Linked DNA regions of Mus musculus: region 2 is linked to region 1. The links are chromatin loops, found by intact Hi-C in ENCODE. Cell type or tissue: left cerebral cortex. All regions are shown on one strand.

What was found. A loop is a pair of places that touch in the nucleus more often than their neighbours do. Peaks named below come from ENCODE experiments on the same cell type or tissue, not always from the same donor. Only the 100,000 strongest peaks of a DNase experiment are listed, where the experiment ranks them.
Region 2: a loop joins it to region 1, with 2.9 times the contacts of the local background. A loop is called at or near these places in 18 of 42 quality-filtered maps.

Annotation. Positions count from the first base shown.
Region 1 is chr2:26,446,388-26,454,387 of GRCm38, forward strand. The region is part of intron 1 of 0610009E02Rik (RIKEN cDNA 0610009E02 gene); the gene reads left to right. Among named protein-coding and RNA genes, the nearest start is that of 0610009E02Rik, 4.5 kb to the left of the region's middle. In left cerebral cortex, a CTCF peak has its summit at 3,237 (motif pointing right); a DNase peak (open chromatin) is centred at 3,241; H3K4me3 peaks cover 860 bases; H3K27ac peaks cover 464 bases.
Region 2 is chr2:26,905,827-26,913,826 of GRCm38, forward strand. It overlaps Med22 (mediator complex subunit 22), which reads right to left and starts at 4,816. Exons shown (of 4, transcript NM_001033908.1): 1 at 4,467-4,816; 2 at 3,167-3,247; 3 at 2,267-2,475; 4 at 1-167. The coding sequence starts at 4,589. It overlaps Rpl7a (ribosomal protein L7A), which reads left to right and starts at 4,981. Exons shown (of 8, transcript NM_013721.3): 1 at 4,981-5,004; 2 at 5,180-5,300; 3 at 5,596-5,745; 4 at 6,193-6,333; 5 at 6,540-6,619; 6 at 6,845-6,975; 7 at 7,162-7,231; 8 at 7,339-7,485. The coding sequence starts at 5,002. The coding sequence ends at 7,443. It overlaps Surf1 (surfeit gene 1), which reads right to left. Exons shown (of 9, transcript NM_013677.2): 8 at 7,751-7,832; 9 at 7,552-7,679. The coding sequence ends at 7,610. Gm23969 (a small nucleolar RNA gene) reads left to right here and starts at 5,435; the gene lies at 5,435-5,508. It also overlaps LOC115489587, LOC115489586 and LOC115489588. In left cerebral cortex, CTCF peaks have their summits at 1,488 (motif pointing right) and 3,725 (motif pointing right); DNase peaks (open chromatin) are centred at 1,461, 3,813, 3,958, 4,402 and 2 more places; H3K4me3 peaks cover 2,764 bases; H3K27ac peaks cover 1,808 bases.

The DNA.
Region 1 (8,000 bases):
TTCATGTCCTCTGACGTGGCACTGTGGGTCACTCTGTAAAGCTAACATTTATCTTTAGAGAGCCAGGTTTCCAAACTCTTTCTGAACACATGGTAGACTCAACTTTAAGTCCCTAAAAAGAAGCAGCAACCCCAACCCTAGGATGGCTAGAGCTAAATAATAGCAAGGCCTCGTCTAAATAAATAAACAAACAAATAAATAAATAATAAAATGCAAGGTCTCCACTCTCAGGCCCCCAAGGGTAGAGATGTTAAAGGGACAGCTGTGCTGGCTCCCATCTCTGACTCCATCCTAAGGTAGGGACAGGACTCGATGCCTGCTATAGACTGGCTGGCATCATGCAGCCAAGCTAACCTGGCCTCTGAGTGACAGACTCCGGTTTTAGGCCCAGTCTGTGCCCATATGCCCTGCTCTGTTGACTGAAACCTCTCTGGGCATCAGGAGAGCCACTGGGTAGTTTGAGGACTTGAATGGCGTACTTTAATGCATATGCAAAGGCAATGGGCACAAACTGGGACTGCCTGAGGCAGGCAGGGCAAATGGTGACTCCTGAGTTTATGGGTGCCCCCACCATTACATGGGTACCTCCACTTTGCCTGGGGACTCTTCGTTTATTTGGAAGTTGGGCACATCATCCCCAGTTCCCTGGAGTCCTATGTAGTCAGCATCTGGTACAAAGCTGTTATAGCCTAGGCTGCACTACAGAGCACACAGGACTCCCATGCATGAAGGCTGTGTCAGAACTCCCTGTGGCTTCTGACACTGTGACCAGCACTTGGTAACCATGTATTCTTTGTAGTGCTACCCAGTCAGCCTCTCCCAGGCTGCACTGTCTGGTGTGGTGGCCCCTGGGCAGTTACATAGAGCTGTGAACTGTGAACATAAAGCATACCAGATAGGTAAGAATTCATTGGTGAGTGTTTATTGAATGTTGAGTATTCTGAGAGCATTGGGTTGAATAAAACTTCTTATTAAACGTGATATATTTTTTCTTTAATGTAACTAGGAAGTATAAAACTCCACATGTAGCTGTCAGTGCATTCCCCCCGGACAGTCCTAGCCTAGATGCTGTGTACTTGACATCCCTTACTCTAGGGCTTATGGCCTCCTTGAGTCAGGAGGCCACAAGGTACTGTTTCCTTTCTGGCACTGAGAAGCCAGGGGCAGGCCTCTGAAGACTGCTACAGGAAGAGGTAGTAGTCTTGGTAAAGAGAGGGTGTCTCTTGGCCTCGAGCCTCTGTCCCTCATGCCTGCTAGCAGGTGTGGTTCCAGCCTCAGTGTTCCTGATAGTCTGTGCCTGCTCTGTTTTTGGCACCATGCTCAGCCCCTGACAAACCCTCAGCATGGACATAGAACCTGAAGAGAAGAAAGTGTCAGCTCCCAGGAGACAGGGCTCCCTGAGTAGTCCCAGACAAAAGTGTGTTAGGGCTACAGGGGTAGAAAGAACTGATGGGGGGAGGGAGGTTTCCTAAAGGATAAGGAGGTGATGGGCTGAGGAGAGTTGTATGCCATTTGTTTCCAGGCCCTATAGTGTATACCAGTGTGCCACCCAGGCTGGCTCCCACGTGGCCAAGGTGAGTGGAGATCCTTTCTTGAAGCTTCAGGCCAAACCCCTGAGAGCAGTGGTAGGCAGCATGAAAGGAGCCTCAGGCCAGTTTCACTTTTTCATGTGCCCATAGTACAAGGCTAGTTTGCAGATGGAGCTCCATACTAGGCAGATGCACCTTGGCAGCCCTGCCTTCCATGTATCTTAGGCCCCTGGGTGCTCACTGTGGGTATGAGTGAGGGCTGACCTGTGGACCGAAGGTACCAACCAGAGAAGCCCTGGCACTTTATCCCTCTCCTGGGCTGCTGAGAATGGGGCTTGCAGCCCTTCCTCCCCACAGGAACGGACACACCTTTGGGTACCCCTCCCCCAGCTGCTAAAACAGATAAATGGCTTGAGGATTTTGTTGGGTGGTCCAACTGTACTGTAAGATTCTAGAAGCCAGAGATTCAAGGGTGTTAGACACCTGCATTTTTTCACCCATGAAAAGAGATGGTAATCAGAACCTGTCCAAGACTTTCCTGAAGGCTTCTGGAATTGTCATGGATAACAGGGGCTCAGAATCCACAGTAGGCCCCTCCCTTCCAGGTACAATACCTGTTAACTACACTACTATCAGCTTCCTGGCCTATGGCTTCTCTTTCATGTTTCCAGAGTCCTGCATAAGGCTTGGCTTATTCTGTGTCTCAGAGGACATTTTTAGATCACAGAGCCACCCTATAGGTGATAAGCAGGGAGTAGGGATGAAATAGAAAACACAAGGCGAATGTTGACATCACACTAACCCAGGGGCACAGACAGTGCAGGAAGGTCTCCCAGTGCACATTCAAAGGTGATGCACAACTGTACTCCAGGCACTGCTGGCTGGAATTGGGACAGAGGGTCAATTGGGAATTAGGCTACTCCTCTGTCCTGGAGCAGGTGTCAAACACTAGGAAGCTCCAGATGTGCCTCTTGAGAGGCACTTGTCAAAGCAGGGCAGGAGCTCTTTGGGACAGTCTGGGTAGAGCCTCTGTATCAAAAGGGAAGGGATCTTTGGTTGTGGGTCTGTAGGTCTGCCAAGGGATATTTGCTAGATATTTGGAAGTAAGGGAGGTTCTAGGGGCTTTTCAGATCAGTTTGGCCTGCTTGAGTTAGCCTGGGGCATCCCAGGCAAGTGGTATTTCTGGAGCAAATGTAGAGCCTACCTTAATGAAGCCCTTGGGCAGAGATTGAGTTTTCTGGCAGCAACTGCTTCTGATAGCACCAGCATAGCAGCAAGGCATGAATCTGAAACAAGGGTAGTAATTCGTATTGTATGGGTGGACTCCCTAGGAGTCCAGGCAGGAGGGAAAGAACAAGGACCTTGATAGATCCAGGAGGAACCCCAGTGTGCAAAAGGTGCCATGTGCCAAACTGGCTGTGTCCAGGGATCCTGGAAAAGTGCCCTGCCAAACCCCTCTTTCTCCCTGAGCACCCATTTCTGATTTTGAAGTGCTTGTGGACAGCATAGCTAGAGAGATCCCTTCCATTCTTTCTGGGGGAAGATGACCTCTCTCGTAGATCTGGGAGTCATGTGGCTCTGGATCTAGTGAACCAACTTGAATGAACTGTTTCATTCAGTTTCCTTGTATGCATCATGAATAATATCTTGGGATGGACACAAATGCCATCTGGAGAATCTCTTGCTCGCCAGAGGCACACTAGTGGAACGCTGCCAGCAGAGGGAGGCAGAGAGCCACCTACAAATCTACCTACAAATTATCCATCCATTGAGGGCTCCTTCCAGATCCTATCTCACTTGAGTTAGGTGCAGGTGTTGCATACCCTGCAGACCCCCCTAACCACACACACACACACACACACACACACACACACACACAGAGCAGCCCTCGCAGAGGGAAGTCTTTACTTCTGGACTCCCTGGAGGGGGTGGGCTTACTAAAGATAGCAGGTGCTGCATAAATGCTCTCTGAGTTGAGCACATTGGAGTCAGAGAAGACAATGGATTTCCAAGCTCTGAGGTCAGAGACAGAATCCTCAACCTTGTGGGAGCCTGTGGCATTGCTTTCAAGGTAGAGGAAAGGGCCTTGTTCTGTGTCACCCCTTCCACCTGGCCTGCTGAGGCTAAGGTCAGAGACCTTTTCTCTCCCCTTCCCTTTTCCAGCTTAAGAAGATTGTATTGATGGGGAGTAAATAAGTAGCTTAGGTCAGACTTGTTTCTGAGTGCCAGAGTGTCCACAGCTCCAGTAGAAAGCATGCTCACCCCATGCAGAAGAATCTCATGAGAAACAGAACACAGTCGTCTTTTTTGGGGGGCGGAGGGGGGGTTCGGGGTTCGAGACAGGGTTTCTCTGTGTAGCCCTGGAAGTCCTGGAACTCACTTTGTAGACCAGGCTGACCTCGAACTCAGAAATCCGGCTGACTCTGCCTCCTGAGTGCTGGGATTAAAGCCATGTACCACCACACCCGGCATAACACAGTCTTGTATTTGAAATAGTCATAGAAATAGCATGGTGTTGTAGAGAATGGATCTCACAAGCACTAGAATCTAAAAATAAGCCTTGAGGTCAAAGTTGTGTGAAAGCTCTGAACCCTGAACTTTGTGGAACACTCTAGGTGGTATGTGCACATAAAAGCATTGAAGCAACCATTCTTGGCCATCTGTGATGGTTTATATATGCTCAGCCCAGGGAGTGGCATTATTAGGAGGTGTGACCTTTTTGGAGTGGGTGTGTCACTGTGGTTGTGGGCCTTAATACCCTTGTCCTAGCTGCCTGGAAGTCAGTGGCCTTCTCCTAGTGGCCTTCAGATGAAGTTGTAGAACTCTCAGCTCCTTCTGTACCATGTCTGCCTGAATGCTGCCATGTTCCTGCCTTGATGATAATGGACTGAACCTCAGAACCTGTAAGCCAGCCCCAATTAAATGTTGTTTTTATAAGAGTTGCCTTGATCAGGGCTAGTGAGATGGCTCAGCGGGTAAGAGCACTGACTGCTCTTCCAAAGGTACTGAGTTCAAATCCCAGCAACCACATGGTAGTTCACAACCATCCACAATGAGATCTGATGCCCTACTATGGAATGTCTGAAGACAGCTACAGTGTATTTACATATAATAATAAATAAATCTTTAAAAAAAAAAGAGTTGCCTTGCTCATAATATCTGTTCACAGTAGTAAAACCCTAACTAAGACACCATCTCTCAATGAGTTTGTGGTGACCAGTGACTGTGTATGCTGGGCTTGGCTGCTAAGGAATGTTCTTAAAATCCATTGTGATAACAATAGCCATGCTATTTCTGGGTCCTTACCAGAAGTGAGTTCTACACAGATGGCCAAAGCATCCACACATAGACCTTGGAGGTCACCCCTCACACAGGAGGACACTCTAGGGACCTTCTATCCCACAGCTGCCAGGTAGTCCATGAGAACACCACCCGTGAGGGTGGTCAGGAATTAGGACAGGACCACATCATCTTTAAAGTGCAGGTGGAGAGAGCAGCATCCCTGTCCTTGATCTTCAAAACGGAGGGATTCTCTGGAGAAGCTCCACACAAACCTTTCGAAATCCACAGTACACATAGCTCAGTCGGGCTTGAGGATACTGTAGTAAAAGAGCCCTGTTTCCTAACTCGTATGCAGCTGAGGATTGGCCTGGGTCTCCACAGCTCCACAGGGTGGGGTCTGGAGTCACATAGTAAAAATCTCCCCATAGAGTGTCCCTGATAGCAAACTTTGCAAGACTCATGGCTGGCTGGTTCCCGGAGTCTCAGAAGGACAGCAGCACTCCATCACTTTTGATTGTAGGCATAACCCTGCTGCTTTGGCTGGGTTTATGGCACTAATACCCTTGGGTCCCTCTTTGTGCTGGACAAAGCAATGCAGAGCCACATTTGGTGCCTCCTTTGACAAGAAACAACACCAGCATAGCAGTCTCTCCCCTCACCTTCTTTATTCCTTTGCTTACATCTTTATAGACAGGATCTGGCTTAGAACTCCTGAACCTCCTGCCTTTACCGTCCTCCCCTTCGCCCCCCAGTGCTCCCAGTACTACATCTGGCTCCATGGGTTGTTTATCTGTGCTGGTGGAGATTAGCCTGTCTGGGATGACATTTTGACCATGTGTGGCCTCTAAGCACCTTCAGCATGGCCAGTGCAGATGGTGATAATGCAGGTGAGCTGGCACAGTGGGTAAGGGTGCCTGCTGCCAAGGAGGACAACCCAGGTTCAGTCCCTAGGACCCACATGGTAGAGGGAGAGACTGGCTCTCATCACTTGTCCTCTGACCTCTACATGTATGGCATGTGTTAGCACACATATACATAAGCAAATAAATACAAATAATAATACAAAGAATGTCAACTCTGTCCTTTTCATACTTCGCTTGTGTTGACTGCTAGTTAAGTGGTAACTGTGGTTTCATTGGACGAACCAAGATGTAGTATTGAAATAAATTCACCTGCTCCTTTGACCTTTTTAAGGGTTATGAAGTACTTTGAATGACCTATGTGGTTTCCGTCTTATTTCTATTGGAATGGGCTTCTCTGAATGACCCCAGGAGGCTAAGGAAGCCCTTCTCTCTCATACTGAAGATATACACAGACAGTGGAGCGAAGGACACTTGGGACAGGAAGAGAACTAGTTCTTGGGTTTGTTTTTGTTGCTATTTGGTTTGGTTTCAGTTTTTTGAGACAGGGTTTCTCCTTGTAGCCCTGGCTGTCCTGAAACTCACTCTGTAGACCAGGCTGGCCTGGAACTCAAGAAATTTACCTCCGCCTGCCTCCTGAGTGCTGGGATTAAGGGTGTGCAACACCACCACCAGGCTGTTCTCGGGTTATTTATATCTGCTTTTGTTATTTTTGAAACAGAAGTTAGCTATATAACTCAGGCTGGCCTTGAACTTATGGCAGTCCTCCTGCCTCAGCCTCTAGAGTGTTGGATTTACCATACTTGTCTGGAACTACTTACATACTTGAATGTTGAAAAGTAGGACTTAAAGTCAAGCCTGGTGGGGCATACCTGCAATCCTAGAACTCAGGAGGCTGAGGCAGAAGGATCACAAGGTTCAGCCAGCCAGAGGACGTAGTGTGCCCCTGCTTACTCACTACTGCCTAACTCACTGCCCTCTAGTAGTATATACATAATAACTATTCTTCTAAATTGAAAACAAACAAAAACATTACAAGATGGCAGATCCCTGGGGAGTGGTGGTGTCTTAGTTAAGGTTTTTATTGCTGTGATGAAACAACGACCAAAAAACAAGTTGGAGGGGAAAGGAGTTCTTAGGCTTACACTTTGACAGCACTGTTCATCACTGAAGAAAGTCAGGACAGGAACTCAGGGCAGGATCCTAGAGGCAGAAGCTGATACAGACAGAGGTCATGGAGGGGTGCTGCTTATTGGCTTGTTTCCCATGGCTTGCTCAGCCTACTTTCTTATAGAACTCAGGACCATAAGCTGGCCCTCCTCCATCAATCACTAATTAAGAAAATGTCTTACAGCCAGATCTTACAGTGGCATTTTCTCAATTATGGTTTCTTCCTCTCAGATAACTCTGTAGTTTGTGTGTCAAGTTGATGTGTTACAGCTAGCCAGCACAGATGGCATTTCATTGTGGGGGAAAGGCAGTACCTAGGGAACTGAACTGGCCTGTGTCCCTGAGAGATTTCGGCATCCAAGACATCACCTCAGCCCGAGACTGGATCAATCTATCCAGGTTGCTGTGTAAACAGCCCCACACCAGTTGGATTTCACAGGAATTTCCTTGTCCTGGAGGTCTGTGACCGGGTACCACAGGGCAAGTTGCTCCAAGACCACTCAGTTGCCTCTGCTCCCATGTCTGTATATGACCATCTTCAGTGTGTGTATGACACAGAGCTCATCTCCATACCTCTGTCTGCTTGGGATTTGGTCCTGGAGTATTTCTGTTGAGAGACAGCAGGGCCCACTGTCCTGTAATCCCCCCTAAACAAAGGAAGGCTGAGGCTGCAAGACTCTATTTTCTCTCTGGGCTGTCTAGCTGCTGGGTGCCCAATTTAGTCCTTACACTGTGCATATGTGTGTGCCTGTGCGTGTGAGCATGTATATGTATATATGGCATGTGGAAGCCAGAAGGTATCATTCTCATTCTCAGCTTGGTTTTTTAGTTTGTTTTTGAGACAGAGACTATTTTAGCCCTGGGCCTCTGTCTCCTGAATGTTGGGGTTAAACATGTGCCACAATGCCTGACTCCATCCTGGTTTTTGGGGCAGGGTCTCTCTCACTGGACCTAGTGCTTGATTGATCATTGGCTAGGCAAGTGGTGCTCCAGGATCTTGTCTCCCTCCCCACCCCAGCACAGGATTACAGATGTATGGTCATTCCAGGACAGCATGTGGATGCTGGAGATTCCAAACTCAGGTCTTTGTGCTAGTGCAGTAGGAATTTTTACTATCTGAGCCATCTCCCCAGTCCTCGGCCTTTTTGTTTTTAGTTTT
Region 2 (8,000 bases), 460 kb after region 1:
GGCCACCACCATGGGAGTGGACAGGGGCTGCAGACTGTAAGGGACCAGCACCAGTCTCCGGGGACGCCAGAAGAGGGGCTGAGAGGCCATCAGCAGAATCTGCGTCGAGGTCCAGCCTCCAGTAAGCTTCACACAGAGGCAGGTCATTAGCTTCGCAGAGACTTGAGCTTTGCCACCACAAGAAACCCCCAGGAGTGACAGGAGCAGGCAGAGGAAAGCCAGGGAGGGGAAAGCAAGACAGATGCAGAGTTAAGAAATGAACATCACCTGACTGCCTCCCCTTCTTCTCCTCTGTGCTGGCCCCTCTGCTAAGCGGTTCTGGCCACTCTTGCATCCAAAGAAAGGTGGTGTCAACAGGCCATGTGACTTAGGCAAACTGTCCCCATGGGTCCTTCTTGACACATAGGACTCTCCTTGTTCCTATCAGCCTCTACCTGTTACCCATCCCTTACCAGTAGGGTAGTGATGAGACTTTACAAAGAGCTCCTGGTGGCAGACCTGTTTCCATCCCTACAGGGTCCTGGCCTAACTGGGTAACAGTCAGCAATACAGGTCTGAGCATTTCTCTATATACCACTACTCTAGCTCTACAGCTCTAAGCCCCAGGCTTTACACATTCCATTTCCTTACATTACACAGGGAAAGCCAGAGACAGGAGGAGGCAAGCACAATGCCTCAGTGGTCATAGCAGTGGCTACTTGGACCACATCTGTTTCTACAGCTGTCTAATATGCACAAGGCCCTAGCTTTCTCCCATGCCTGTCCCCAGCAGTCTCTCGCAGAACTACCCAAGACAAAGGGAGTAGCATCCCCAGGAGAATGGAGGGAAGGCAAAGCCAGAAAGAGCAAGCAGTTCGTATACAGGCAAGAGTAGCCATGCAGAGGGGAAGCTGGGCAACTGGTGGTGGTGTGGGCAGGAGGCTGATAGGGGCAGACAAAACCTACTGCCTCACCTACCGAAGAACTCTGCCATTTAAGGAAATTCCTAGGCATGGGGCAGCTGCTTTACCATGAGGAATATGAGAGAGGTGATTGCCCAAAGAGGACACAGATCATCCCAGAAACGTATGCACGTGATGCAGAGGGGCCGAGGCTTTGGAAACCCAGCACTCTGGGTTCCTATCTGAGCAATTTATCCCCTCAACCCTTGTACAGGACTGAGTCACTGTCCCAGTACTCATCCGCTCAAGTGTCCTTGAAGTACTACAAGGTAGTGACAGGAAGATGTGAGGAACTCACCCTGGGTTGGTCTAAGTCTCTGCCACTTTGGGGTACAGTAGATACTCCCACTTTTCTGCTAAGCTGATGAACACTGAGACCAAAGATAACCCCAGAACTCTCTGGAGAACTTTAGAACTACTGAAGCTTGGCAGTGACACTGAGTCTAAGATGGGAACAAGATGTCCACTGCAGCACTGGACATCTGTAGTTGACTGCAGCTTCTGTGCAGCAGCAGCAGGAGCAAACCTACCACCAGGGGGAGTCAGGCAGGGTGCTGCTGACCGGAACCTTAACTTCAAGCTAATGGGGTGGGGCAAGGCCTCCATTCTCCAGCCCGGTTCCGACGACATATTTTACACTGGACTCTTGATTTCTCAAGGCCTCTCTGGATCAGAAAGTTTCAGGTATCAACATTCTAAGTGGCCCTGTAGAGAGCTATGTGACAGATCCTGCCTGCTGCTATCCTCTGAGACTAACATAGGTCTGACACCAGGAGACTCCAGCTCCATGAATAAGGCCGAGCTGACATCCAGGTATCTTGGGCCCAGGAGTCAAAGCCACCCTGCTTGAGTTCCTTACCCCTCCCCCATCCCACCTCTCCACTGTGAGTCTGATGACATTCACATGGAACTGAATCTCTGAGCAAGCAGTAGGCAGGGCTGTCCCAGAAAGTGAACGTCGTTAGAGACCTGGAAGGCCACAAGGGGCCAATCCAGCCTTGACTAAACTGTCTAGACAGACAAGAGATTTAAAGCAGTAAGACAGAGACTGTGTTGCCCTGGAGGGCTTCCTCGCCCCCTGGGGGATACCCTTTTCTGGCCACAGCCGTTGACACACAACCAAGTCCTGTGTTTTCATCCCTCTTCATTGAAGGGAAGGCCTGGGCCCCTGCTGGTGGCTGGCTATGACTGTCTGTCCGTCAAACGAGCTAGTCAGGGGCTCTGCTGCCAAGGAGAACTTGGAAAAACACAAGGCCATTGCAGGCCCTAGCTGGTCTGGGCAGGCAGCAGGCAGCACCTGCATGGCAGTCCAGCCCTATTTGTACCTGGACGAGTAGTACTCCTCCTCCAGCTCATATAGGTCAATGGAGACCTCGTCCCGCAGGGTGATGAGCTTGCGGTCACACTCCTCCTGCAGGGCTCGAAGCTGCTGGTTACGCTGGTCGATGGCTTCATTCACAGACGGGAAGTCGTTGAGGATCAGAAACTGCTTGAGATCGGATACCAGCTTCATCAGTGACTCACCAGCTCGAACCTGCACCATCGTAATCAGGGTAAAATATAAAAGGAGGCAGACACAGTGGCCCTGCTCTGTGTACGTGCTGCTGAGCCAGCAGTGCATCCTGGAAGTCTGGTTTACGTTCTGCAAAGAAAAACACTGCCCTGTACAGAGGTATCTGTGAGGACAGAGGCACAGCCAGGGAGGCAAAATCAGTACCCTCCGTGACCAAGTGGGCTAAGTTTGCTCACTTAAAGGAGTTTTCCTTTCCCAACCACACCACTCACACCATGTACACATCCTGCGTATTCCACTCAGAGCCAACAGAAAACCATGCCGACTTTCCTCCTGACTCCTCCTTTCCCAGATACGGCACAACTGCAGGTTGGGCAGTCGCAGGCATCTGTGCCCCACACCGCTGCCGATACCCACTGCACAGACACTGCCTACTGGGCTTTCTCTGCAAGATCAAGAGGCTCACATTTCACACAGGACTCATTCCACCATTTCCTTTTCCATTCGCAAGCAGCCTTGGGAAACCTTCATGTCAACAGGAACAGCTGCCCTCCCTCTCATCACCACCACAGAACGGACAAGGCCCTCCTCCCAGTGCCTATGAGGGCAATCCCCAAGACAGGCTCTGCCCACCCCATTGCTCCCTTGTTTTCCTCTGCTACTCTGGACTCTACCTACAACCCCTCCATGGTGTCTTCCATCCCACACTCACGATGTTGGCTGCTCGAACGTGCATCTCATAATTGTCCTGTTCGCCCTGAGTAGCCCGAGACACCTGCGTCTCATCCTCAATCTGAGGGCAAATAAGAAAAGCCTAGAATCAACACAGGGAGCAGCCACCTGGCTTAGCTGCCACCGCCGCCGCCGCCGCCGCCACCCGCCTTCATGTCTTTACCATAGCCTGTCAGGCCTTCCCGCAGATCCAGAGCCTACTTCCTGTCTAGACAACTGGCAATGTCTCCAACCCCTTCTTGTTCTCTGGGTGACGATAGGTTACTTCATGTCAAAAGGACACTGCCCAGTCTTTGTGACAGTTTATAAGAAATAAAGGGCTAGAGAGATGGTACATTCAGTTCGATTCCCAGCAACCACAAGGTGGGTCACAACCAGCTGCCATAGGATCTGATGCCCTCCCTCTTCTGTCTGATGTTCTCTTCTGTCTTGCAGGTATAGATGCAAATAGAGTCCTCATATACATTAAATAAATCAATCTTTTAAAAAGACATTGACTTATTTAATGTATATGAGTTCACTGTTGCTGTCTTCAGACACACCAGAAGAGGGCATCAGATCTCATTACAGATGGTTGTGAGCCACCATGTGGTTGTTGGGAATTGAGCTCAGGACCTCTAGAAGGGCAGTCAGTACTCTTAACTGAGCCATTTCTCCAGTCCTTAAATAAATAAATCTTAAAAAGAAAGAAAAGATGTTCAATAAAGGATTAAAAAGACAAACTTTCTGATCTCTGAGTTTAAGCTTACAGGTGGACCAGCTGGAGCCTAACACAGACCTCAGTGGGCTTGAGGCTTCTCAGAAATTATTTAAATAGAACAGCATTTCTCAACCTGTGGATTGCCTTTCACAGGGGCTGCCTAAGACCATCGGAAAACACTGGCATTTACGACTCAAAGGGTAACAACAGTTCTGTAGTTGCAACAAAAATAATTTTATGGCTGGAGGTCACCACAACATGAGGGTTGTGGTGTTTAAGGGTTAAACTCACCAGTCATCACAAGAATCTATGGCAAGGGTAAACCTCAGCCCAGGTGGCTAGTGCTCAGTAACTAACGTAGAGCCCTGGCAAACGGGCCAGAGTTCTCCTCTCTGCTCTGTGCTTGTCACTATTTGGCTCTTCTATTTATCTGCTGTCCCATTACTTTTAACGCCTCTTCACTCCTACCCGCACCGGTCAGGTGAGTCACATTCCCTCTGCTTTCCTCACCCCTGTACCCAGGCCCCAGGGAAAACCAGTCCCAGCCTTCTCCAATGGCTTCGGAACAGCTACCACACACCTTGGCGGTCTTGATGATCTCGGTGAAGTTGTCCATGATGGACTTGATGTCGTCTTTGAGCCGCTTGTTGTATGACTGCAGCAGCGTCTCCTTGCTCTGGGGAAGGGCTCTCTGCTGGGCCATGGCGGGCCCTGGACGAGAACCAGTCTGGTCCGGCCCGAACCGAGTACTGAGGGCTGGGGACCGGGATTTCCGATACAACAGCTCCGTCCACGAACACACGCCCGGCAGCAGGCCCTTACGGCGAGGGAACAAAGCACCCGCACGCTCCTTCCCGCGGCTTCCGTTCACTCCTGGCGCCTCCCGCCGCCTCTCGGAGCCTGCGGTCCGGTGCCAGGGCCCGCCCGCCTGGACGAACGCGCAGCCGCGGCCCGACACGCCCCCGCTCAGGCTCCGCCCCTCTGTCAGAGTCCGAAGTGGGTCCTTGTCGCTTTAAATCCGAAATCCCGCGAGGGCGCCTGCTCTCGCGATATCTGCGGCCACTTACTTATCCCCCACAATTCCCTCTTCTTTCTTTCTCCAGCAGCCGAGCAAGATGGTGAGTGTCTCTGGGCCCCCGCGCTATCCGCCTCCATCCGCCGCCCGTCGCCCGTCAGCGGCGTTCTCCGCCGTCCCTGTCTCCTCGGGGTCCCTCGCGGAAAGGGAGCCACAGCGACCGACTCACAGGCAATGACTCCGCTGCCCGATGGCACGGGTTTCTCTCTTCCGTACAGCCCAAAGGGAAGAAGGCCAAGGGGAAGAAGGTGGCCCCGGCCCCCGCCGTCGTCAAGAAGCAGGAGGCCAAGAAGGTGGTCAACCCTCTGTTCGAGAAGAGGCCCAAGAACTTCGGCATTGGTAAGGAGTGGCGTCGGCGTGTCACAAGGGCAAGGCGCCTTGACGGGCAATGGACTGAATGAGAGCCGGGCACCGTCCCGAGCAGCCGCCACTGCGCATGCTCGGCTGGTGTGAGAAGGGGAATGGTGGTCGTGTGCAGATGATGTGACAGAATATTTGCTATCAGATGAGTGGTGATGACACTAGAACCACCAAGATCGCTGATGCACCGACGCCCTCCTGCCCTGGGTACTGCCTCGGCTGCAGGCCGGCCCGAGGAGAGGCCTCGGTCACAGTGTCCCTCTTAACTTCCCAGGACAGGACATCCAGCCCAAAAGAGATTTAACGCGCTTCGTCAAATGGCCCCGCTACATCAGACTGCAGCGGCAAAGAGCTATCCTCTACAAGCGGCTCAAAGTCCCTCCTGCCATTAACCAGTTCACCCAGGCCCTGGACAGGCAGACAGGTGAGGTTCCGGGCCCCAGAGCCAGAAACTGGCCCCGAGTTTGCCCTTACTGCAGTGCATGGCCACACTAATACAGCTATGAAGAGAGAGGTGGAAGGGGGTCCCCAGTCCCTCCACCTGGAATGGGCGGGATTTGGTGAGGAAGCAGTTGAGGAAGGATCCCCGTGTTGACCTCCTGCCGTCTCATCAGTGTACCACAATAGGGTGGTTTTGTTGGGGGATCAGGGTCTCTAGTTGTGGAGCTCAGCATTGCTGCCTGTTTCATGAGTGCTGGTATTAATGGCATGAGCCACAGCCATTCAGGGCTAGGAGGTCAGACACAACTTTTCAATGCCAGGTTAAGTGACAGGTTAGAATTGGGCCTGGGCGTGAGATTGCTGGCCAAGTAATAGCCCCAGCGCCTTTAAAGGGATTCAGGCTTAGAGTCCAATTGAATGTGTTTTCCAGCTACTCAGCTGCTTAAGCTTGCCCACAAGTACAGGCCAGAGACAAAGCAAGAGAAGAAGCAAAGGCTACTGGCCCGTGCTGAGAAGAAAGCTGCTGGCAAAGGCGACGTCCCAACTAAGAGACCACCTGTCCTCCGAGCAGGTCAGTGCTTCCCTGCCCGTCCCCCCCACCCCCCAAAGGGAGGATGGTAAGGCAGGCTGTGCAGTGATGTGTGAATTTCTTCACCTGAAAATATTGTGAAGAGTAAATCGAGCTTTTTAACCCTGAGTCGCAGCTTAGTGGAGCTGCATTTTTGTGACTGCAGCAGCCGGAGCACACAGGCAAAGTGGTTGTGTTGTATGTTCCAGGAGTCAATACAGTCACCACCTTGGTGGAGAACAAGAAGGCTCAGCTGGTGGTGATTGCCCATGACGTAGACCCCATTGAGGTAGGTGTGAGGTTCTGTGTGGCTTCTGGAAGGTTGGGATCTCTTGCTGGGTTTGAAGAGCTGGGGAAAAGATTGGTGTGGCTCTTGCAATGATGTCAATCTTTGACTGAAGTGACCTTGAAGTGCAATTACTGAGCTTTTTAACCCTGAGCAATTGCCACAAAGTATCTGTGCAGCTAGCTGTTGCTTCTGCCAAAACAACCTACAGCTCATGTTTGCTTCTAGCTGGTGGTTTTCCTACCTGCTCTGTGTCGAAAGATGGGGGTGCCCTACTGCATCATCAAGGGAAAGGCCAGGCTGGGGCACCTGGTCCACAGGAAGACATGCACCACCGTTGCCTTCACACAGGTTAACTCGTGAGTATTTATGCGCCCACACCTTACCCTCACAGCTTTGGACCATTTGCCAGTGATGCTTAGGAATTTCTTCACCTGAATCAACTATGTGGTCACACTGTTGTCTGAGGCAAAAAGGCAGGGAGGGAAGGGTTTATTACTCCTGCTTCTTAAACAGTAACGAGACCTTCCTCATTGCCTTTCCAGGGAAGACAAGGGTGCTCTGGCTAAGCTGGTGGAAGCTATTAGGACCAATTATAATGACAGATATGACGAGGTGAGTATATAGGCCACAGGCTTAATTTTGATTGATACATAAAATATTGGTCTATGCCTTAAAGTGTAAGGGGGACAGGCTAACGACTACTGCTTCTGTCATTTCAGATCCGTCGCCACTGGGGAGGCAACGTCCTGGGTCCTAAGTCTGTGGCTCGAATTGCCAAGCTGGAAAAAGCAAAGGCTAAAGAACTCGCCACTAAATTGGGTTAAATGTACACTAAATTTTCTGTACCTAAATATAATTACAAAATTATCTTGACTGCCTTTGGTTATTTGGGTTGGCGCGAGTGTGCCCTGTAAAACGGTTTCAGACTGAGCCATGGTTTTTACATAGCAAGATCTTTATTTTATGGTTGTTGGGAACAGGCTCCTTACTTCACATGATGGGTGTCCGACGTACAAATTTTTGGAACCACAAATATGATGTGGCCGCACACAGTCCGTACCTGTGGTTGAAAGAGATTATAGCCTGTGCGGGGTGGGGTGGGTGGAGGGGGTAGCAGGCAGCAGGACTAACCAGGTAAGGATGTACTGCATGTGCTCATTGCGCAGAGTCACTCTCGTCTGTCCTCCGATGGGCCCGCCGGGGGCTGTGCTGTCTGTGGAGACAGGAGTCAGCTCTGTCAGACCCCTAAGTGCAACCAGAGAAAGTCTGCTGGGCTGTTTTGAGACTTTGTTAATGCAATTAATATTAATTTCTTTGCCTTAGCCTCAGGAAGACTTCAGGCAAAAGGTAGCTACATTCTTCGCCAAAATACCACAAAAAC